Regions from separate parts of the Homo sapiens genome. Here regions 2, 3, 4 and 5 are each linked to region 1. Evidence: chromatin contacts called from ENCODE Hi-C or POLR2A ChIA-PET data. All regions are on one chromosome and are shown on one strand. Each heading gives the region's core, a stretch centred on a gene start or an enhancer-like site at or near the end of the contact. The rest is flanking DNA. Distances are from core to core; before and after follow the strand shown. Region 1 overlaps LOC101927995 (a long non-coding RNA gene). Region 2 overlaps TGFBR2 (transforming growth factor beta receptor 2). Region 3 has its middle 290 kb from the start of LINC01985. Region 4 has its middle 250 kb from the start of LINC01985. Region 5 has its middle 28 kb from the start of TGFBR2.

Region 1 (4,799 bases), core at 697-3,196:
TTCAATTCTAGAATTACATGTTAATTCATTTTCATAGATTTCTGTTCTCTGATGAGCTTTTCCATTTTTGTCACATAATTTCTTAAACATAAATATTGTATTTATTTTAAATTCCACGCCTAATCATTTTGATACATGGGTTACCTACGGGTCACTCTCTTGACTGTTTTTTAATTTTTCGCTCTGTCTTAGCTTACATGTATTTTGTCCTGTCTCCTGACGTATCTGGTAACTTTGAATGAATGCTGGGCATTGTGACTAAAATATTGCAGAGGCTCTGTGAGATGCTGTTTTCCTCAGAGAAAATTTGATTTTCTTCTGGCAGGCAAGTAGATTAGAGGCAGATCACCTTGATTTAAACAGGAGTTGAGATGATTCAAGCCTGAGTTTCTGTCTTTGTGAGATCTAGTCTATTTGTAGGTTTTGCTTTACACCCAGGATAAAGCTTCCCAGGCATCTCAGATAGGATCCTAACATGCTTACTAGGAACCCTGCTTTGAAGTGCCGTGAAATTCAAATTCTGTCTTACCAGCATCGTGAGTCTGCTAAAAAGCTGGGCTTTATATTTTAGCTTCAAGCTGCTGCTCTCTGCTTTTCTTGCTTGCTTTCACTTTATGCAATTTACGATTTTGCAAATGCTTTCAGGGTAAAGCGCACACAGAATTTTAGATTCACGTTTCCGTAGTTCTGTTTCCTGTGGGACATTAAACCCTCAAGTTCTGGCTCACTTAATAACCTTGATCTCCAATTTTTGTCTTCTCAGGCAAGTGAGACTGCCGAAGTCTTGAGCTGTCTGTCACCTTTCTGCCTGGTTTCTCAGCCCTACACCTGTTACAAATTAGTAAATGCCTCAAGGAGAAAACTGACTAGGACTATTGGCATTATCATGATGCAGTTTTCTTCAAAATCATGGTTGCTCTTCAGAGCCTTCAAACAGCTGTTTTTGTTTTGGGTTTTTTTGTTTGGTTGGTTTTATGCTGCATTTATAGATGTCTAGGCACAATGATGGGCCTGCATAAGCTACTCTACCATTGCAAAAATGCAAAATCACATTTCATAATGCAATTTGCTGTTGGCAAATTCGATGTGAATCTCAGGTCATCATTATTGCCAATCCTGTAATTTTAAATCTATCCCCATGAAATTGAATCTGATTTGATGTAATCTATCTCCACAAGAATTTATAGCTGGAAAGGACTTCAGAATATGTCCCTTTCTAATCCCCCTCACTTTGCAAGTGACACAGCAATTTAGCGACGAAGCTGAGATTAGAACTCTGGCCCCCAGACACCCAGTCTAGTATGTTTTCTTACACAATGGTGCCTCATGAATAATGCCAAAAGTGTATCCTCAAAGTTTTGTACCTACATCCTTGAAGAACTTCTTGGGCAGGCTTAAGCATTTCTTAGTTGCAATGGCTTGATAATAAAGTTACTCTTAAAGTTATACAAGGAATTTCTTCAACTATACCAAAAAATTTTAGTCAGACCGTTCTCTCAGCAAAAAAAGAAAAAGAAAAAAAAAAAACTGTCATCCTTTCATCTTTCATCTTTTATCCCTTAAAAAAAACAATGTGTCCCAGATAAACGAATGACAACTCTTGCAGACACAAACATACTAGACAGCCAGGGGTAGGGATAATGGTTCTAGAACTGGAAAAATTTCCACATCTATTGGTGGAAACTTTGGGAATGAAACCAGAGAAGCCTATTAATCTAAAATGAGCTGCAGCACCTCAGCCCAGTTTCAGCCAAACAACTCCCCTGCTGGTGCTTGCTGCTGGCACTAACTGCAGTTAAAGAAAGTTCATGTTTCTCAGGAGGCCCTAGTATAGGAAAGGCATCTTTAATTTAAGAAAGCAGGATAAATCTCTCTCTCTCTCTTTCCCCCTAACAAGTGCTTTCACAGGCCTAGTGGTGGGAGTGGAATTCCGTAGGTGGTGTCTATGTATTGCTTCAGTCCCTAGAGAGTCAGCATATTAAGTAACTGCTTGCCCTAAAATCAACCGGAGACCAGCATTTGGGAGCCTTTCGACAAAACCTTGGTTGAGTGAATTTCAGCACGCCTGTCATGTGACCAGGCCACTCTATGGTGTGAATGAAATATCCAGCTTGAAGACTTTTCAAGAGCCAGCTATAAAAACACACAGAATTCTGCCCAGCTGCCCCTGTGAAACTTAATTCCCCAGTGCTTATTCTTCCTTAAATTAAGTTCCCTCCTTTGAGAGCTATGAGCTATTTGCTTACCCAGCAGAAGAATCATTTTTTTACCATAAAAGGGTAGCTCCCAATATTTCCTACCCTTGGCATTGGGGACCATTCTGTTTAATGTACATTAACACCATTGCCCCACAGAAAGAAAACGAAATGTTTTATGTTGAGGTCCTAGGCATTCTGAACATGGCATCTCATTCGCAGAGCTTATTTAATATCATCGGTAATAATTACAATTCAGAAATTTATTAAACAATCAGCCAAGACCACTGAAAGCACTATGGTTTCACATATTCTTTACTCCTGGTGTCTGCTAAAGGAAGCCCCCAAATTGTTGCCATGTAACTGGGAAAAACGTATAAATTATTTTCTTCCACCACAGATTACTTCTTAGGAGGTAGTAGATACAAGGATTTTCTGAAAATTTTCTGTATTTTAACTGGGATTTGGGTCAAATGAATGCTTACGTTTGTCAAATCATATCAAATTATACACTTATGATCTGTACATTTTACTGTATATGAGTTGTACTTCAAATTAGAATGAGGGTGGGGAGGGATGGAAAGAAGTTTCCCATGTTCTGGCATGAACAATCATTTACCTACAAAAAGAATCAGAACTCTCTTCAGAAGGATCGGGTGGGAGAGGCTGTCTCAAGAACTGCCAGCCACTTAGCCTGTTAATGAATAGCCCTCAGCAGGTTTGACTTTCTGTTCCTCATCTGATCCCCTTACGCATCTCTGGCTTTTATTATATGCCACCTCACATCCTTTTTGATAATGGGAAGAATTTAAGTTATCAATAAATTCAATTTTTATGCCATTCCAACCAAATCTTCCTCTATGTGGTAATGATCTCATGGTCATTGGGATCATTGACCTTACAGGTGGTGATCATTTTCTGAAGTGTAGGTCTGTTTATTGGAACTATAAAGAGTTTGGGACCACCAACTATGGCCTCTTTTGCAAGAGAAGAGTTCTGTTTTCAGAATCAACTTCCTATTTATTTTTCCCCAGGAATCTCCTTGTGGTTACTTTTCTTCAGAATTCTAATTGTTACCACAAAGTGAACAATTAAGGAAAAAATGCAAAAGAGATCGAGACATAATTTTAGAGTAAAGCAATACTGCTATCTTTTAGAGTTGGAAGATATTTTAAAACAACTACTATCTCAGTACATTTTAAAGGGAAATAGTTTTTCTGTGATTTCCTACAGTGACTTTAGAATAATAATAATGTCAAAGTACTAAAAAATTGCTTTGGGGTAATTAATAACCATGTCAAAATCTGCTTTTCTTGTTTCTATGTATAAACGGGTTGTACCTCATAAAAAATAATTTATATGGCCCTCCTTTCCAATGAGACTACTGTTCAAGTTGTTCCCTTTCAGAACAAAAGAGACAACTAAGAAAAAATCAGTTTTACCAGCAAAATGTCTTGGGATTCTTTCTGTGGTTCATCTTGCCCTCTGATGTTTCTAGGATATATTTTCATTCTAAGAATAGAAATTCAGATATTTTGCAGCATAGAATCTAGAGGCAAAAAGGCACAATTGGCACACTGTAACTTTTTACATTTTCTTATGTATTATTATTTTAAAATCCAATACAAAAAGTGATGGTGGTAGGTGGAAAGACCATTGAACTCAGAGTGAAAAAAAAAAAAGCCTCTGTGTTTTGCAATATGCTAGCTGAGTGACCTTATCTAAGGTGAGGAATTGAAAATCTATGGTGATGGTGGGAGCAAATGGTAGACAGAATTTGAGATTACTTAGGAATTAAGTGAGCTGGGTTCAAGTCACAGTCCTGCTACTAGATGAGAATGTTACATCAAAGAGGTATTATTTTTTGTTTTTGTTTTTTCTTTTCTCTGGAGTCTTCGTTTCCTCTGTGGTTAAATTAAGGGATCATTCTGGGTAATCTCCAGGGCTCCATCCAGCCCCATAATTCTGTACAGAGTTCCATTCATGGGTAGTCTTGCTCAATATTTATTTGTAGAATATAAACAATTTTAAATCACACAAGAAAATCTCGACATAAAGAAGTAAACTTGGCTGGGCTTGTGGGCTCACTCCTGTAATCCCAGCACTTTGGGAGGCTGAAGCGGGTGGATCTCGAGGTCAGGAGTTCAAGACCAGCCTGGCCAAAATAGTGAAACCCGTCTTTACTAAAATACAAAAAATTAGCCAGGCATGGTGGTGTGCCCCTGAAATCCCAGCTACTTGGGAGGCTGAGGCAGGGGAATCGCTTGAACCTGGGAGGTGCAGGTTGCAGTGAGCTGAGGTCGCACTACTGTAATCCAGCCTGGTGACAGAGCGAGACTCCGTCAAAAAGAAAATAAAAAGAAGTAAACTTATTTGCCTCTTTCTACAATTGGTACCTTTCTACAACAGAATGACTTTTTAAATTTCCAAAGTAATGGCCATTTATCGGCCAAGAAGTGAAATTAATAAAAAAGTAAATGGTTTGGCACATCCTCTCCTTTCCTGGTACTCAACCTCTTTTAACTGCAGTGAAGTCTCATTTGCTTAGGGAGTAGGAGATCAGCCTTACGGTTCCCAACTGCCTATTGGGTCAAGGCCATTTAA
Region 2 (4,799 bases), core at 629-3,128, 220 kb after region 1:
TGAGAGGCACTGGGGCCATATAGGAAAGGGATAGCATTGGACCCAAGTCCTAGACTTTCAGTAGTTTGTTTGCAGGACCAGGGTCCCACCCCTTTTCCAATTGAAATGTAGGCAAGGTGGTGGCAAGCCCATGGCCTAGGCTGTGGGAACTCATAGAACAACTATAGTGATGATCGCTGCCTTGGATTGCAGCCTACTCTGAATGTGTGCACCTGTGCTAACTACTTTCAGGTGTGTTGTCTTGTTTCATAGACTCATTACATTTTTATGATGAAGTGAAACCCGTGAATTGGCTCCTCCAGACTTCTCATTTTAATGACAAAAAAGTGGGTCTCCAGAGAGGAGCTGGGATTTTCCAAGATCTCATAGTTTGTTCCTCACTTTTTGTCCGTAGGAGAATCATAGAAGAACCAGATAATCTTGTCTCTTATAGAAGGAATACCCTTACCCTTCCACATTCCCGTGGTGGTGGTGTGTTTGCTTTTTTATCAGTCTTAACCCATGGGAGGCTGCACAACTTACATAAGAGGCTACCTGTTCTGTTTGCCAAACGGCAGCCCAGACCCATCACTGAGCATGTCCTTGGCAAGAGGCACAACCTCAGGCTGACACTGTTTCCATGTCCGTGAGAAATGATGTGTATAAACGATGGCCAGTAAGATGCTCATCTGTTGGGAAGACAACAGAGGGCAGGGCTGAGAGCATGGCTTCCCTGCTGATTGCCTGTGTTCAGATCCCAGCTCAGCCGTGTGTAAGCTCTTGGTTCTTGGGGTAACTACTTGTTTACCTCTCTGAAAAATGGGAGTAGAAATAATGAATACTTTTAATAGGATTATTTTGAGGATAAATGTATTTATTTATGTAGAGAACTTGGCACGGCACCTGGCACAGAGTGAGCACTTAATGAATTTTGACTGTAAATAGTTATTACTGTTCCACTAGATTCAAATTTCTTATCTTTGCCTTTAGCTGGATGAGTGAGGAGATTTGTACCAACGTCATGTATTCTCCTCTTCCCTGCAAATTCCTCCACCTGAGTCCTATTGAGGTGCTCCCCATTATAAGGAGTCCTGTGAATCAAAGTGGTATGTTTACTGTAAAGAATGTGGAGGATGCTGTTCACTGCATTGTATTGTTATCTTCATGAGGAAGCCAGGAGACATTTATTTTGGCTCTCTGTTTTAGAAAGGTGTTCTCCTCATGACGACCTGTTTGCCTCTGATCTTAAGGACACTTTGAAGCATACCGAGCAGGGGTCTGCAAACTTCTTTGATAACAGGCAAGATAGTAAATATTTTCAGCTTTGCAGGGCAGAGTCTCTGTCACAGCTACTCAACTCTTCTGTGGTAGCAGCCACAGACAGTGTGTAAGTGATTGGACGTGGCTGTGTTCCAGTACAACTTCATTTACAAAAACAGGGCTCAGGCCAACCCCTGATAGAGATATTCATGGTTTTTGTGTTTCTCTCTCAAATGCTAACTACCAGAAAAGCTTAGAGTCAAATCTGAATCATGCTTCTAGCAAATATGTACCTACACATTTAGCATACTAATATCACTCTTGCTTACCAGTTTTTACCCTGTTTTCTCACATTTATATTCCATTTGTCATAATTATAGCTCCTGTCTTGACTGTATCTTCTTTCACTGTGTTTTTTGTTGTTGTCGTTGTTGTTGTTTTTGGGAATGGGATAGGACTGTAAGTAAATAAATCAATTATATCTTGCTAGCTTAGAAACCAGGACTTGAGTAACCACTTCTGACTCAAAGTTCAATCTATGTGGTTAAATAGGGAAGCAGACCATAAGATGTATGCCCAGTGGTGCACGTTGCTGACTCGCAAGCTATGTGCAGGCTTTAGCATTTAGTGTGGTGATGTGTGCCCTCTAACCTGAGATGTTGAGAGAGGGGCAGAGAAGAAGACTTCTTGTAGCCACAAAGTTTCATTCCTTCCTCTCTCATTGTTGTAGCATTTCTTTTAAGTGAAAACAGCCTTTTTGGTTTGCTAGCCTATCTCTGGCAGGAAGACAAATTATTTTTTTACAGTATCAGACACGCGGTTTCCTGTCTATGTTTAACTTGCTAGCAGAACATCTCAGCCAGCTGGTTCCCTCTGGACCCATTGTGTCCTTAATGTCGTTGCTTTACACCATCCAGCAAACCCACTCTGTGTACTGATCGCATGCATTGAGCATTTTGTTGACTTCCGTTGTTTTCCGAGTAAGGGAAGTCTTAGAAATGCTGCCCTCTTTCTCCCAAATCTCATTTTATGTTTGTTCAGCTCCAACACCAGGGAGCTGGCTTCTTGGGGAAATGATTAGTTCTTGCATGTAAGAAATGAAAAGAGTAAATGGTGTTTTGGTAGCTCTGGGGGATTTTAGGTATGCTGCCTTGGAACTGTGCACTCACGCCTCAAAATAGCTGGCTTTCCAGCTGTGCATTTTTGTTTCAAAAGAAACAAACCAGATTTACTTTCTGGTCTAAATGCAGAAGAAAAAATAAGTGTGGAAATATGGTTGAGAAAAGTTGTTAGAAGAGGAAGAAAATTATGGATTAAAGTTGCTAGTCTCATTCCTGAGAAGAGAAATCAGTTATTTGAGGTGATGACTCAGAGCTGAAGCAGCTTTTTGTTGTGAACCAGCCTTGGTTAGAAAGCACACTTGGAATTCATCAATATGGCCCTATGTCTGGCCAAGGAAATAATAAAGATTTTGCATGATAGAGGACACTGTGACTCAGTTGAAGGAAGCTTAGAATGTATTTGAACTGAATTAAGGCAAAAGCAACTCGCTTTTCAAGATTTTTTTTTTTCCTAAGTAGCAAAGTAAACAAAGCTGCACTGAGGCCAGATGTGCTTTCTGGTTGTGAATATTTGTACTCTAGAACCTCATTCTGGTATGAATCAGCAGAGTGGAATCTAGTATGGACACAGGCTGTCTCAAATTCCATCCACTGGATATGAGTGGCCAAGAAAGCAGTCGGACCCATACTGCTGGTGCTGTAGCAAGGTTCGGGTGGTTCCTCTGCAGCCTCAGGTCTCTCCCACTGCGGCCTCCATGTGTTCCATAAACTCCACACCCATGAGTAATGGCAAGAAGGGTCCACTGAGACCTTTTGCTGCTTTGCGAGTGTCTCAGTGTCCCACCAGGGGAAAAAAAAGGCTCAGGGAGGTGGCTAACCACTGTGAAATTGACTTTTATTTCCACCCACGTATACTCCAGAGGCTGTATTCACCACCATTTGGACATCTGGATGACTTGCCTTTGGAAAGTCCTTTTGTATTCTAAATCGCTCCTGCATGTTACCTGTTGTGGAAAATATCAATTTTGCCATTACAAATTATGCTTTTTTTTAAAAACATGTTAACTTTTAGAGAAATAATTTATATTTGCTTATCTACTTTTAAAAATATACATATATATGCCTTTTGTTGCCTAATTAGAGGATATAGTTGGTTCCAATGTCAAGAACAATTTCTCTGAAATGTAGTCATTAAAATTATTCCCATGTCTTTCATTTTCCAGGCCCCATCCTATTCGAAATACCTGTTTCTTCCACCAGGCTGATGTAGTTATGCTTAGGCTTGGCTGCACATTGGAAACACCTGAGTAGCTTTAAAAACTACTCATTAACTGGGTCTTACTCCTGCAGTTTCTGACTTAATTGGTCTGGGGCCTGGTATCAGGAATTATTTTTTAATTCTTCAAGATATTTTAATATGCAGCCCACATTGGGAACCACTGGACTCAAGACAGTTTGTTCTGCCAAATCTTTTTATATTTTTCGTCACGTTCCCCCTGTAGCCTGGAAAGGGACGGTAACAATTAAAGAATGGCAGCTACCACAGGAAGGAGCCAAAATTATGCCTTCGAAGGTTAGAGGAGGAGAAAAACCAACACCTGTTTTACCCCATCCTTGGAGGAATAGCAAGACACTTTAAGAGGGGATATTATTTTGTTTTCTACAACAATTTACAAGCAATTGCTTTGGAACAAGGTCAACGGCCTCATTGGGAATAGGCATCTTAGCTTTTAAAACTGATTAAATTATACGTTAAAGGAAAGCACATTTTAAACCTTAATGTGTCCAAAAGGTTGGATGGCAAGGTTTGGGTGCTACTGCCTTGGCAGAGACAAGGCAGGGACCAGGGAGGCTGTGTGCATGATTTTAGGAGGTGAGAAACTCAGGTGGGAAGGAATTGCAGAAGCCTGTGGTTCACCTGGAAAGCCAGGGAGAGAGAGAGGATGTATTCTGGTGACCTAACAGGTATTGTGAATAATGAATATGCTTTTCCAAAGCGATCTGGTCTCCCTGTTGGAGAGCATCCTGAAATAACTTAAGAAATGTACCTTGCTTTCAGGTTTCCTGAGAACATGAGGGCCCCTAGACAGAGTACAAGGTGTAATTCAGACAGCCAGCCAGAAAAAGAATTAAAGAATCAGGGCAGGTGTGGGGATCCTAACAAAACCTAAGCTTTTAGTAGTCAGAAAACTGCAATAACACAGAAAAGAAAATGAAAAAAAATCTTGTTCCAAAGAACATATATCAGGTGTGAAACTCTCTTTGTGGGAGGACAGATGTGTCATCATTTCCTGGACAAAGCCTGGTACCTTGTAGGCACCCTCCTAATGTTGGTTGCCCTCCTTTTAAAGTCAGAGCAAGAGAAGTAGCAGGAATCTATATCCTAAGGAGGAACATAAAGGGTGAAAAGCACAGTGGAAGGGATGCCTAAAAGAGCAAAGGCTGAATCAGGGTTTTAATGGCCTGAAATGACCAATTTTCTAAAACTTGACAGGTAGA
Region 3 (4,799 bases), core at 1,392-3,891, 210 kb before region 1:
TGGTAGAGACAGGGTTTCATCATATTGGCCAGGCTGGTCTCGAACTCTTGACCTTGTGATCCGCCCGCCTTGGCTGCCCAAAATGCTGGGATTACAGGCATGAGCCACTGCACCGGGCCTAATAATTAATAAATCTTATAAAATGTTTTAGATCAACATCTTATTCCTTGATTAATTTCTATGAATAAGAGAAAGGACTAGCATTGTTAACCATGTTTAAAACTGGAAATACCAAACCTCAGAGAGACTATGCAATTGTCCAATGTTACTATAACTTAAGTCAGCCAAGGGAACTGAAGCTAATTCCAGATGTACCAACTATTCAGTTAAAAAACAAAAACAAAAACATGAACCTAGCCCCATTAAAATGTAAGTTTTACCATTTTGTAAAAATTCACATTTTCAATAAAAGACTTACTCTCATAGATCTTTTGATATATCATTTTTGTTTAGACCAACAGTGCTGCACTCACACAAACACCTTCCCATTTCAACTTATTCATCTGAGAAGAATATCTCAACCAAAAGCCAGTCAAATTTGAAAAGGCAGAGAGAAAAGGCATAATCAAGGAAGAATTTTATATTTTGTCAATATTTTTTAAGCACTAAGGAATAGCTTTAGTTGCTGAAATAATAAAAAATAATAAATGATCACAGAGACTAAACAAGAACAGGTGATTCCTTTACTGTTTAAAGAGATCAGAAAGCAAATGGTTTCTTTGACTCAAGCAAGTCCATCTCTCACGTATGAAACTCTTAACTGTGACTACAGAGAAACATAATAAGCAAATCATCCAAGTAACAATAATCTAATCATATTCCCTTCTCCAAAATTCTACATGCCTGCCTACACACACGGAGCCCAGCTGTCTTTGAGGCGAATAAATAATACTTGAAGGTCAAGTGAAATTTTTCTATCTAGCAATGTCAGACAGAAAATAAAAGATCACTGCTCAGATGTTCCTTTATAAATGTCCCTGCTTCTCCTCATGATGCTAACAATGACCCAAATCTTTATTTCACATAGCTGTGGACATGCCAACATGGTTGTATTCTACCCTATGAGTGATTTCTTTCTTCACTTAGCTAAAGAACAAAAAAAGAGAGAAAAACATAAATCAACTAAATAATCCATCAACCATTTAATGGACATTGACGAAGTGCCTCCAACGTGCCAGGCACTGTGCTAGCATCTGGGAATAAGAGGAATAAAACCAACCTGGATGTTCTAATGGCTCAAAGTGTAGCTGAATATCCTATCAATGAAATAAACTGTGCAGCACTGTGATAAGAGTCACAGTGATACCATGAACAAGATCTAGACATGAGTGAAAAACAATCTTCCTTTGCAAAGTGAACAAAAGGTTTTCACCAAAAACTCCTTAACTCAGAGATTCAGATTTTTTCTTTTACTTTTTTTAGGTAGATAAGGAGATGGCACATTCCAGGCAAAGGGAAGAGCTGGGCACATGGATAAATGATAATATGGGGTTTTGGGGACCTATGAGCAGTTTGGGTTGACTGGATTTGGAGAAGAGAAGAAACAATGTGAAAGGCCAGAGTACAAATGGAAGGAGATGCTCCAGTAATGAAGAATCTTTAACTGCAGTCTGTGGAAGACCATGGAAAATTATAGCAGGGTGCTGGAAAAATCAGAAAATATAACATAGAGGGCCTGGGGCCCAGGTGGAGGGTGGCAGACTATGACACTTGGACCGAGGCTGTGGTAACAGGGATTTGAGTTACTAAGGATCTGGTAACTGGGTCAGAGGAGCAGGTGTTGTGGGTAACTCAACAGAACTGTTTTAATTCTTGAAAACAGTCACTCTTGCCCAGGCCATCCTTAAATTTCTGGTTTAATTCCCTCTGGTTTTTGGTTCTGAAGTATCTTACATTTTGTGGTTGGGAGAAATTTATTTGACTTAGGAGACTGAGCTATTGAGCAAGTTGAGCAAAACTTACATGAGCCACCAGAGAAATGAAATGTCCAGAACTGGCCAAAAGAGAAGCCCTGGGGCCCTGTCTTTAAAGGATTACTGCATGAATTAGTGACCAGCAGATGCTGAAAGTGAAAGTGGCATGATTGTAAATGCAGCATGAGAGTTTGGCTTGGATAGACCAGATGTTTACCAATTTGCTTTGGGAAACAAAAGCCCTAGAGAAGGGTTTGGAAAAAGCCATCAGGGACTACTAAACTGTGACAATGGTCAATTGCCTTGATAACCATCTTTCCTCTCCACAGATGTTTCCAATGATAGGAAATGCGGGAAAATAAAGGCCATTCAACTAATCAAGCCCATACTTAGCTAAGCTGGGAATAATGCACAGAGCTTTTTAAAAGCCTCTATTGTGATTCTTTGTTTCCGAAGGGGGCAGGGATTCTGGTTATTAGGTTTGATTTTAAAACCCCTCCACTGAATACCACCAGCCTTGTATTCTTGTTGAAATCTTGCACCAGGAAAACCCATCAGACCAACTTGATTAAAAGAGGGTGCTATCAACACTCATGTTAATTATTTGGACTAGTGGTGCATCATTTTGCTTTCAAGCTTCTTAGAGATATTTGCTGTTCTGTTCATGACACAATGCTTGTAATCTGGCCAGCCAGCCAGAAAACACCATTTCAAAAATTTGTGACGTAAACTTGTGGTTTAGTCCGTTTGCACACTGCTGTAAGGACATAACCGAGCCTGAGTAATTTATAATGGAAAGAGGTTTAATTAACTTACCATTCTGCAAGGCTGCGGAGGCCTCAGGAAACACAATCAAGGTGGAAGGGGAAGCAAATATGTCCTTCATCACATCGTGGCAGGAGAGAGAAGAAAGTGCAAGAGGGGAAAAGCCCCATATAAAACCATCAGACCTTCTGAGAACTCACTCATCATCACAAGCACAGCATAAGGGTAAACGCCTGCTGATTAAATTACCCACCACTCGGTCCCTCCCATGACACATGGGGATTATGGGAACTACAATTCAAGATGAGATTTGGATGGGGACACAGCTAAACCATATCAACTTGTGTCAGCTTTTACAAATACTATGTGTAACTCAGTACTAGGTGGGAGAAAGGAAAAAACAAAAAGAAACATTCTGAAAGATGAGGCCATAAATTGTAAGACTTACACTCTTACCACTACTGCTTAGTATCATCCATGGACCAGCAGATCAGTTTCACCTGGGAGCTTAGCAATGCTAATTAGTGTCTGTCACCCCAGGCCTGCTGACTCAAACTAGGCATTTTAACAAGATATTCCAGGTGATTCCTGTGCAAGTCCATTTGAGGGGCACATGGAGGGCTTTTGGGGCAAAAACTCAAGTGGTCTTTTTCTTTTAGACTTTTTTTTAATCATATGTTTTTGGTTTTTGTCTCCTTCTAAACTCGAAGCTCTTAGTATCATCATCATCATTATTATATTTTACATATGATAAAGGCAACCAGTTATACTTAGATGCAGGTAACAAAATGGTAAGTAAGAAAAGGAAATGTGAGATATAGTTGTATATGTGCTTTTTTATTCAGGCATTGAATGACAATCTCTAGAAGCAAGGCTAATGCTCCTATAATTCTGAAGTAATGATAGGTGTCAACTATATTTGGAAATGCCTGCAACAACTATAATGTTATATAAAAATATCTATGACAAAGTCATATTCTGTCAATACTACTGTGCCTTGTTGCTGCATTCATAATTAAAAGGTGTACTAAGTATGAGTTTGAGATTAGTAAAAATTAGATGTCATTTTCTTTCCAACCAAGTTAAACACTGCTGAATTCAGTCCAAGGGCCCCAGGTTAAGAACGTTTGTTCTAAGAGGCTAATGTAGGAAATTATGGGATGTGTTTTAACTTGGTCTTGCTGGAAGGTGGGTGAGGGCTCCATGAGCTGGCTCCATACAATCCTTCCTCAAGTACATGATGAAGGAAGGTGCAAGGAGGCTGATGTTCTTCCACCCCAGTAGGCTATTAAGTGCCCAAGCCCCACTCCCAACCCCTTTGGGGGTTTCTTTGTTCTGAACCATTAAAAGGTTGGGCTGAGGCAGATGGATAATCTGTAAATCCTTCATTTTCTTCATCAGATCTGTTTTCCAAACATTGCCTGATGTTATAGGAATATTTACAGAAAGGGTGTGTTTGTAGTTATTTATGTTTCACATTTATTTACTTAGAATTTTTAAAATCTCATTTTCATTTTGATTTTGTATTCCAAACCAATTAATGGTCTTGGTTGAACAACAAAAACAGACTAAAATTAAAATTATCATAAACAAGCAGTACAATAACAGCCTCATGAAAAAGGTAAAGCAAGCTGATGGTGGGACAAACATTTCACCTTCTCAGTTGATTAATTTTAGATAAATAAGGCAAAATAAACAAACAAATATAGAGCTTGGCATGTGGTATGCATGCAATAAATATTTGATGAATGAATCAAGATATCAGAAAGAAAAATATTTGAAAGGTCTTTCTCTAACAGCCACTACTCATTTTAGCTACACATAATTGACTGGAAATATTCCCATTTTAGGAAGGAATTCTTTAGAGTAAGTGCGCTGAATTTAACATTTATTCATGTTTCTTTAAGTTGTAAGACTTGATAATTTTAGTATAAACGGGTGAACCCTGGGGTCAGGAATTATCTGATGTGATGTTCAGGAAGTAGCTTTGGCACTGTCAAGCAGAAGATAATTTAAAACCACCAAAGCATTCTCATTGTTAATATTTAAAGACTTCTGGGAAATGTGCTCATTTATTTCACAATTTAAAATAAACAAGTCTTAATAGCAACCTTTGAATAT
Region 4 (4,799 bases), core at 783-3,282, 170 kb before region 1:
GGTTCCTGTCTCCTTGAGATCTGGCTACCTCCTTGTATAACTGCCACACTCTGTATGGACCACTGTTGCCGTTACAGCCCAAAGGCTTCTTTCTCTTGAAAAACTTTCAGACATAAGTCAGATGAAAGGATCTCAATCTATGTAGGCCCTGCTTTCCTGTGTGTTTATTTATTACCTTATTCTCCATAGACCCTCCTCAAGTAATGGCAAGGATGGCCATCAGCAGCTCCAGACTTACCTTCTGCCAGATTTGCAGACTGAATGAAGAGATACTTTTTCCCAAGCAGAGTTCTCATTGGCTGACTTGGGTTACATGTCAACTCCCGAACCAATCACTAAGATAAAAGGGATTTAGTATTTTCATTGGCCAGGCTTGTTAACATGCTCAGCTCTGGAGCCAGAGGTAGGGTTACCCCCACACAAGCTGCATGGTAGACAATAGGAAAGGTGTGGTTTTCCAAAAGCGGGAGATGGGTTATGTTATCAGGAGAAAGAACTAGGCAAAGAGAAACTACGTATGTCCATGACAATGTACTGGAAGCAAAGACAGGTCAACTCATTTTCTTGGCAAGCAAAATGTTCACAGAGAAAATCCAGCCTCCTCTTGGTACCAGTGAATGAAACAAATGACCAAAGAGCTTACGAAACTAGCCGAGGTTTACATAATTCTAACATAATAAGTTAGAGGAATAATGGTCCCACTTTTGTTTTTGTTGGTTTGTTAGATTTTCATGCTCTCTAACTGTTCTAGGGCCTTCACTATTGGGGATCTGCCTGAGCCTGTCCTGGTGAGCCAAGAGTCAAAATTCAAAACCAGTTTGTTTTACCTCTCTTCAGTTCCTGCTGATAGGATTGTAGCAAGTTTGGATAGCACATTAAGGTAAATAGATACACTAGAAAGTTAATTACTCTGTTGCGGGGGCAAAATATTTGCATATACATCCTTGGATGTTCTCCTTCTCCAAAAAGCTAGAAACTACAAATAATAAATACAACAATGAATATTTCAGATGCTGTTGGCAGAAGATGCCACTTCGAAACAGAAAGTACGTTCAATCAGATCATATATTCATCCTCTGCATAGCATCTACTCTAAAAGAAGATGTACCATTTTGAGTAAGAGGAGGTAATACAGAAAAACATTCGTGAAGCATTATCAGGTGAATATAGTAGTTTATAAAACAACATATATTACATGACCTTATTAATGCCAAAAAATATGAGTATAAACACAAAAAAGATGTTTAGAAACCTATTAAAAATGTTAATAGTATTTGTATTTGAGCATTGGGATTATGAGTTTTTTTCTTTATACTCTTATAAAGGAAACCTTATAATATGCACAAACTGCTAGTAAAATGTATGCATGCATGTCCTCAATTTTAAGAAACTATTGATTATAAGAGCACTGTAGAAATATCAGCTTCTTAGTTTTAAAAAATTACTATTATTTTATTACCTTTTAAAATTTTTAACCAATTGTCTGACTTATTCTTGGAGGGAAATAATAAAAACTTAGGTTTTTTTTTTTCAACCAAAGGGAGAGGTAATAATATGAGATCACACCTTGGTTACAAGTTAATGATCATATTCTACACAATGTAGATATGTCAGCATTTTAAAATGTCCACATTAAAATAGATATCTGCCATTAAAAATAAACATAAAGCACTTGCCAAGGTTGTAAATTCACAGACATTGAAATAAATAACTAAAACTGAGTATTTTTAAAACCGTGAGGTTTCTTGACAATGTTCATAGACCAACCCAAAAGCCACATAAAAATAATGCAGGAATAAAAAGAGAAAATGACATCAGCTAATTTTTACTTGACTTCATCATAACATGTCTGTTGGGTATTGCACATGGATACTACAAAGACTAATGACAACTCGCTTTTGGCAGCCAAGGTCATCAACAAAGAATCTTAAAGTTAACATTCATGTGTTTCAAAAAGAGTACTGCATGTACAAACACCAAAAATGTCTAAGTCTGATGGTGGGTGCCACGGTTCGGTTCCCAAAAGCAGACTAGAGACATATCTATTAACTGCAAGTGAATGAGAAAGTGAGAGCAAGTGAATGAGGAAGTGAAAGAGGAAAGGAAAAGTTGTCCGTAAAGGGTGATTATTGAGCCACCTTGCACAAGAACGAAGGGAAATTAACTCCATGGAGAAACTTTTGGAGAGCGGAGGAAAACAAATACTTTGGAATTATCCCATTCAAGGGGTGAGGGAACTTGGGTATTCGTGCATATATTCCAGAGAGCGAATGGTTGAGAACTGCTCCTGAGGATCATTAATTACCTGGATCTCTGGCCTGTGACTCATGCTTCTAGGAAGAGAAAACTTCCGTGACTCTGAGAAAATAAGTCCTCATGCACAAAGATGCAGACTCAGGCTGATGGATGTCAGCATGAGGGCACTGACAGGTCCAAGGGAAATAGATGGAGTAATGGCAGCGTCTGCTGCAATGGGTCCATAAGGAATATAGTACATTTCCTTCTTATCATTTACAAACATTTCTTACAGAATGCATATCCATTTTCCTTAATCCAAATGGTCATATAATTACTTGTTTTCTGTGTTACAGTTAGTATTATTGCCTGGTAGGCACTTCTGGCAATAACGATTCAAGATCTCTTTGCAGTAACTCTAGAAATCTTAGGTTGCAAATTCTGTTTTGACATTTTCTTTTCTTTTTCTTTTTTCTTTTTTTTTTTGAGACAGAGTCTCACTCCAGGCTGGAGTGCAATGGTGCTATCTTGGCTCACTGCAACCTCCACCTCCCGGGTTCAAGCAATTCTCCTGCCTCAGCCTCCTGAGTAGCTGGGATTACAGGCACACGCCACCATGCCCGGCTAATTTTTGTATTTGTAGTAGAGACAGGGTTTCACCATGTTGGTCTGGCTGGTCTCAAACTCCTGACCTCGTGATCCACCTGCCTCGGCCTCCCAAAGTGGTAGGATTACAGGCATGAAACACCACACCTGGCCTTATTTGACATTTTCAAAAGTAGTTTTCTGATTCTTCTACAGAAGCTTTGCTGCCATGCAATTAATTCACAGAATGACTTTTCTTCTTTGAAACTGCCAAGTTGAGGTGAGTGTCAAAACCTACATTATTAGGCAGCAGGTACTTTGAACCTGTAGTCTATGTGGTCTCGTATCTTCACTAAGTCACAGTATCTGAGCATGTATGTGCAGATGCAATGGCCATATACGATATAAGATTCATCAGAATTGAAGACCCAACAGATGACAAAACTGGGATTAACAACCCTCTAAAATAAGAAATAACTACCCTCTTAGGACAGAGGAAAACAATCTGGCTCAGTTACAAACACGTTGGCCATTTAATGCAGAGAAGACAAAAGCAAACTTTTTTCTTTTTTTTTTTTTAAAAGTTATTTGAGTCATCATCACTACCTTTCAACTGCTCAAACCCAGAATCCCTTCACCATCAAAAGAATTCACTATTATTATATATACACACAGTCATCAGGATTTCAGAAATGCTAAAATATAGGAAAAAGTCTGCATCTTTGAATAAAGAAGGAAAATAACCTATGCAGAGAGAGAATTTTTTTAAGCAGTGTACAATAGAAATCTCTTGGGAGATAAATATCTTCATCTGAGAAAATGCTTTAATAAACCAAAGAGAAACAGGACACTCCTTGCTGGGTATCAGTGTGGCCAAGTAACAAAACTACAAGGTAGGATGGGATGGAGTTGCTCTACATAATAGAAGATACAGTTTGAACCCCTGGACAATGCAGAAGAGAAGGATTAAGAAGCAAGGCTAAGAGGAACAGAAGAGGAGTCAAACCAATGAAGCTAGGTGGTGGCTGTGTGTGGACAGTAAAATTCTACTGTGAAAGGGTAATACCTACTTGTTTGTTGAGAAGGTGTTTTCGTTTCTAAAAAGTAAATTCTTACTTTTGTGTCCTAAACGATGTTCTCCTCAGTTCAGGAAATTCCATGATTCTCATTATTAGTTTGACATGTTTTTTTTTTTTTTTTTTTTTTTTGCTGGAAATGGAAAGAAAATAAATGAACTGGGATTCAAGCCAAGATGGATGTCGGGAAGGATAGAGATAGCACCTGAGGTTTACAGACCTGGGAAGCTGCAGTGGCTCTGAAACTATAAGCTCCACCCAGAGATGGCAGTGAGGATGCAGTACCTCCATACCCAGAGAATTGAAGGGGGACTGACCCACTTGTATCTATGTACTAAAGGCTTAAGTGACCTTCAACTGAAATTTGACATATATTTATGTAAGTGTGTGTGCTGCTTACCAGTCATCTTACAACTTCAGAGAAAACCTTATTTTTTTCTTTAGGAAACTTCTTATAAAAACACATACCATATATTGATGGCATTTAAAACATAAGTACACATTTTACATATTCCTATACAGTGGGGTTGCATTTTTGCCACTTTTCTTGAATTGCCCTGCAGCCATAATAATTGGTTTTTATTATTTACTATGAGTCAAACCAGTTTGTCAATCAATAGCCCTGAGAAAATGCTAAATGAGAGGAGGAAGAGAGGAGATGGCAAGTGGCCTGTTTTAATTTTTGAAATTATTATTGCTTATGTTTTACAAAATAACTAGATTTTTGTAAAGTATAAAGATGTCACAACCCTATCAGCATGAAGAATGTAGAGAAAAACCTAAATGTCAATGATCATGAAAATATTGTATTTCTTACAGGTGATGTTTATGTTTCATTTTTTGGTAAAAATATGAGTATTGTGATGATACATTTAATAGCTCACATATGAAACCCCGTGGCAT
Region 5 (4,799 bases), core at 1,679-4,178, 140 kb after region 1:
TATAGTAGTATACATATTCCGCTTTGTTCAAAGAATTCATTAAAATAATTAAAAATATTAATCTATTACACTGTATTTCCTTTCTGGCCAGTTTTATTGTTATTTCTTTTACTTCAGGGTTAATATTGAAAATAATTGTATCTTATAAAGAAGTGTTCTGTTAAGTAAGATAGACTCAGCTCTGGGTATAAATTATGCTAGATCTTTTATAATGTTAAGCACTATCTTAACCCCAAACTATAATCCCATGATTTATCAGATGCAGGTCACAGATTTTCAACTGTCCTGGGTCTGGACTGAATTTAGTGCCAACTTATTACCTACAATAAAATTCTTTGCACTGTGTTGTTTTCCCAGAGATCCCATTCCTAGAGAGGTAGAGAGTAATTCTCTCCTTGGTTGATCCCATAGCGATTTGTCCACAAATAACTATGTCATGAATAAATGTTTAGATGACTGACTTTCTTAGGAGACATGAGCCCCTGCAAAATATGGGATGTGTGTAATTAATTTCTACTACATTTCAGGTACTCAATAAATTTCATCGAATACGTGAATAAATGCGTGAATAAAAGGATGGTGCTTTCATTTGTGATCATGAATACATGAAATTTACATTCCTACTAAATTAAACAGATACATTTAAAAGGAATGGTACCTTTTCTTTAAGAGCATATTCTAATCTAATATTATTGATATCACTGTAAAATCAAAACTTAACTTGTGTTTTATCAGTAAATCTGAACAAATTCTTTCAAAATTCTCAAATAACCAATTAATGAAATGAAGACAACCCAGAATAGTCTAGTTCCCCAAACATTAATCACTGCATGCCACTTCATTTTTTTATATATGATTATTTAGTAAATATTTTTGCTCTAGCTATTTCTATTTTTTAAAAAAGCCTTAAATACATACCTTATCCCTGTTGTAAGAAAGAATATCCATGAATATTAAGGTTTTATGTGCCTATTACATTTTTTAATGCACACTAAAATAAGCACATAAATATTGGAATATATCATGTCTACTAAAATCATGTTGTATATACCATGATAAATACTGGCAGAGTGGAATAAACATAGACTGGGGTGAGATGAACTGGTATTGATCTTATCCACTTCCAAGGTAATATAACCTCTTTAAAAGTCAATGCTTCATATAAATATAGAGATAAGAAGACTGGCCTCAGAGACTTTTTGTGAAGATTAAATATGTAAATCACCTAATGGAAGTCCTGCATAGATTATTTAGGTACTCGATAGTTATACCTGCTAAGATGATACATATGTCTCACCTTTCGAACAGACTGCATTCCCTCTTTCTCCACTTCTCACTTTCTCTAATAATCTGTTGGCTGCTCTTATTCTAAATATAGCCTCACAGAAACAAGCGGCCAGATCTTATGCTACACAGATATTACTCATAGCAATTGCATGGGATAAAAATAAATATGGACAATATAGTGTGAAAGCAAGAGATAGAATTGAGCCTTCTTCTCCAGGCGCTGCCTCCATAAGTTATCTGCCACCTCAAATATATCACATGGGATCTCTGGGCCAGTCCCTTTATTTAATAAAATTGAGGGAGAAAATTCTTTTTCTGTTTAAAAAGTTAATGAAATATTCAATATTTGACATCCTTTTGCTTTCATGTTTTCTCTCTCTTAAATTTTATTTTTCTTATTCTTATTGTGAGAGTATATGTGAAGCAAGGTTCACTGAGAAATGAAAGGCCTTCTCCTAGAGTTTCAAAAAAGGGTCTTGCAAGTTCAAACAAGTTTTAACTTCAAGTCTCTTAACCCTTCTCCTATTGAACCATCAACTCAGACCCTTATCAGGGTGTTCTAACGCCCTCCTCCTCTTTCACCCAGGTGGCACTGACTTGCTCTTATTTATTCTTCACTTGTTGGGGGACTTGCACTCTCAGAGAGAAAGTAAGTTAAAAATGAGCAGAAATCAATAGCTGGAATCTTAACAGTGGACAGGAATTTTAGTTTACTTTTTTTTTTCATAGGGAGAAGAGTGCTTAGAGTTTTGATTGTATGGTAGAGGCCTCTAAAGCACTTAATTAAGATGTCTGAAGCAGATAATAACAAATTCAGAGGGCTCCTTGGATGATCATCCAGCAGACATCCTGGAGACAAACATACACCAAAGCAAAAATACATTTCTCCTTCTGCCTCTTCATCCTGTGGACTCAGCAGGCTGGCCAAGCATGTCCCCCAGAGGTTGGCCCCACTGTGGTTAGAAGAACATAGATTCTGCCTTAAGGCAGACATTAGTTACTATCCTGGATCTACCATTATCAATAGTAAGACTGAAAGTTACTTCAGCTCTCTCACTCTCAGTTTCCATCTATAAAAATTGAGATAAGAAATAAAAATAAGATCCCCCACCCCCCAACCCACTGAACTGACTCCCTCTTGGCCAAGGCAACTCCATACACCAAAGCAAAAACATGTTTCTCCTTCTGCCTCTTCATCCTGTGGACTCAGCAGGCGGACCATGCATGTTCCCCAGAGGTCAGTCCCACTGTGGTTAGAAAAACATAGATTCTGCCTTAAGGCAGACCTGAGTTACTATCCTGGATCTACCATTATCAATAGTAAGACTAAAAGTTACTTAAGCTCTCTCACTCCCAGTTTCCATCTATAAAAATTGAGATGAGAAATAAAAATAAGATCCCCCACCCCCCAACCCACTATACAGACTCCCTCTTGGCCAAGGCAACTCAAGAAACCTTCAAAACTGTGTTCCTGGCTATAACAGGACCATAGGTTGGAAACGCCTCAGTGTGCCCCTTCCTTGTTAAACTTTAACCAGAATTCTTTCCTAAGAAGTAAGCAGAAACAAACTCTGGAAAACTAGCAATAAAGGATTCATTCCTTTATTGCCTTTAGCTAGTCATCTGAGGCTGCAACTGGACTCCCCCTCCCTCTTTGTGGTTTGAACATGACAGCTCACCAGTTTCACAATGCATCCCTTCCTAAAAACTGACCACCATCTCCAGACTGGTTTTGGCTGGCTCACAGAGGATGGACAGTGATGGTGTTCGTGTCCTCTGCTTCACCTTTTGATGTCAGAGGGCCAACCCCACCACACCCTGGCCTGCGGATCATGCTAAGGCTGCCGTTTTTTGAACATGCAACCCATGAAGAGGCACGAAGCTCAGTTGTGCATGCCCTTGTTTCTGCTTTCATGAAATATTTATGACTCCTCCTGTTATTGACTGTGTAAATTCAGCCACTATGCTCAGCATAAATTCCTGTTCCCTTTACCCCTCCCTCAAAGTGCTTGCTCTCACCTTTTGCCAGAAGTGAGGCTTCCCTGTAAGATGGCCAGCCTGCAGATTGCAACGCTTTATAATAAATAATGCTCTCCTTTCCAAATTTATGAACATCATCATTCTTCAGTTGACAGAGATGATGCAGAGTTTTATGGTTTACTAATCAAAACACTTCACTGATAAACTGTTTTGATTATTTATTATTGCATAACAAACCACTCCAGAACTTGGTGTAACAATGAGTATATTACGCTCATGAATTTTTTTGTGTCAGGAGTTCCGATGACATAGCCAACATGGCTTGACTATACTCCACAATGTCTGGAACCGCAGCTTGGAAGACTCAAATGGCTGAGGTTGAGTTGAATGGCTGGAGGCTAGAATTCTCTGGAGACTTCTTCACTTTCAGGTCTGATACCTGGGCCAGAATGACTCATGGCTAAAGCTGATTGGCATCTCTCTCAATGTAGTCTCAGGGCTTCTCTTTGTGATTTCTCCTCCAGGCCTCTCCATCATGGAGACATCAGGGTGGTCAGACTTCTTATATAGAGCTCAGAATGCCTACAATGAGTGTTTCAGCAAAGAAGGTGGAAGCTGAACAGTTTTTAATAACCTAGCCTTGACAAATCACATGGCATCATTTTTACCATGCTCTCTGGGTCAGTGCATGTCTAGCCCTGAGATTCAAGAAGGCACATAGATACTATATTTGAAAGCATCAGGCCCAATACCTGGAATATTATTGGAGTTCCAGAAATGTTATAGATCATATTGCCATAAATCAATTCCCCATTGTAATAATACTGTAATAAATAAATCATAAAATATGTGAACATATACTTTGTAAGGCACTTTGACATTCATCAACTCTGTGTCACAATACCCTTCTCTAAGCAGGATAAATCTTTTCCCTTATTTTGTAAATAAACAAAGTGAAATTCAGAGAGGTTAAATTAGTTTACTAGAATCACAACAGCTAGTAAGCGGTGCAGCTGAGGACAAAACCCAGGATCTCTGTGGCAGGGTGTGGTGACTCTTGCCTGTATGTCCAACACTTTGGGAGCCAAGGCAGGAGGACTGCTTGAGGCCAAGAGTTTGAGACTGGTCTGGGCAACATAGTGAGAAAACATTTTTAAAAACTTAGCCAGGCCTGGTGGCACACACCTGTAGTCCTAGCTACTTAGGAGGCTAAGGTGGGAGGATTGCTTGAGCCCAGGAGTTTGAGGTTACAGTGAGCTATGATCCTGCTACTGCAATCCAGCCTAAGCAACAGAATGAGATCCTGTATTAAAAATACCACCACCAAAAACAACAACAACAACAACAAAACAACAGGATTTCTAATTCATGATGCAATCTGCTTCACTTTATAGAGTGAATGGAAAATAAAAATACACACAGATATATAAGTATACACTTTCTTATATTAAGAAGATCTGGTAACCACTGACAATTTCAGCTCATCAACTATAAAACTTGCTCATACGTGTGTGTGTATACTTATATATAAT

What was found. A loop is a pair of places that touch in the nucleus more often than their neighbours do. ChIA-PET counts read pairs that join two places held with the same protein, here RNA polymerase II (POLR2A). Pooled maps may share reads with other maps.
Region 2: a loop to region 1 is called in a map with no recorded cell type, with 2.1 times the contacts of the local background. The contact joins two enhancer-like sites. A Hi-C loop is called at or near these places in 2 of 37 single-sample maps with no recorded cell type. POLR2A ChIA-PET finds 5 or more read pairs at or near these places in 2 of 52 experiments (CD4-positive, alpha-beta T cell and activated T-cell).
Region 3: a loop to region 1 is called in a map of heart right ventricle, with 2.2 times the contacts of the local background. The contact joins two enhancer-like sites. A Hi-C loop is called at or near these places in 3 of 168 maps with a recorded cell type or tissue (cardiac septum, heart left ventricle and heart right ventricle). POLR2A ChIA-PET finds 5 or more read pairs at or near these places in 1 of 52 experiments (MCF 10A).
Region 4: a loop to region 1 is called in a pooled map, with 2.1 times the contacts of the local background. The contact joins two enhancer-like sites. A Hi-C loop is called at or near these places in 2 of 168 maps with a recorded cell type or tissue (Caco-2 and sigmoid colon) and 2 of 50 pooled maps. POLR2A ChIA-PET finds 5 or more read pairs at or near these places in 1 of 52 experiments (T-cell).
Region 5: a map with no recorded cell type shows a loop between it and region 1 (2.0-fold over the local background). The contact joins two enhancer-like sites. A Hi-C loop is called at or near these places in 1 of 168 maps with a recorded cell type or tissue (heart left ventricle), 1 of 37 single-sample maps with no recorded cell type and 2 of 50 pooled maps. POLR2A ChIA-PET finds 5 or more read pairs at or near these places in 1 of 52 experiments (activated B cell).

What each region holds. Positions count from the first base shown.
Region 1 is chr3:30,435,430-30,440,228 of GRCh38, forward strand. The region is part of intron 4 of LOC101927995 (a long non-coding RNA gene); the gene reads left to right. All of the region lies in intron 3 of LOC105377013 (a long non-coding RNA gene), which reads right to left. Among named protein-coding and RNA genes, the nearest start is that of LINC01985, 81 kb to the right of the region's middle. Within about 2 kb of position 1,947, at least 10 of the 41 ENCODE cell types and tissues checked have a DNase peak (open chromatin) inside an H3K27ac peak, as active enhancers do; they include heart right ventricle, where a contact is called at or near this core.
Region 2 is chr3:30,656,738-30,661,536 of GRCh38, forward strand. All of the region lies in intron 3 of TGFBR2 (transforming growth factor beta receptor 2), which reads left to right. Among named protein-coding and RNA genes, the nearest start is that of TGFBR2, 53 kb to the left of the region's middle. Within about 2 kb of position 1,879, at least 20 of the 41 ENCODE cell types and tissues checked have a DNase peak (open chromatin) inside an H3K27ac peak, as active enhancers do.
Region 3 is chr3:30,229,711-30,234,509 of GRCh38, forward strand. No RefSeq gene overlaps it. Among named protein-coding and RNA genes, the nearest start is that of LINC01985, 290 kb to the right of the region's middle. Within about 2 kb of position 2,642, at least 4 of the 41 ENCODE cell types and tissues checked have a DNase peak (open chromatin) inside an H3K27ac peak, as active enhancers do; they include heart right ventricle, where a contact is called at or near this core.
Region 4 is chr3:30,267,904-30,272,702 of GRCh38, forward strand. No RefSeq gene overlaps it. Among named protein-coding and RNA genes, the nearest start is that of LINC01985, 250 kb to the right of the region's middle. RefSeq lists an enhancer at 2,890-3,059. Within about 2 kb of position 2,033, at least 2 of the 41 ENCODE cell types and tissues checked have a DNase peak (open chromatin) inside an H3K27ac peak, as active enhancers do.
Region 5 is chr3:30,575,728-30,580,526 of GRCh38, forward strand. No RefSeq gene overlaps it. Among named protein-coding and RNA genes, the nearest start is that of TGFBR2, 28 kb to the right of the region's middle. Within about 2 kb of position 2,929, at least 7 of the 41 ENCODE cell types and tissues checked have a DNase peak (open chromatin) inside an H3K27ac peak, as active enhancers do.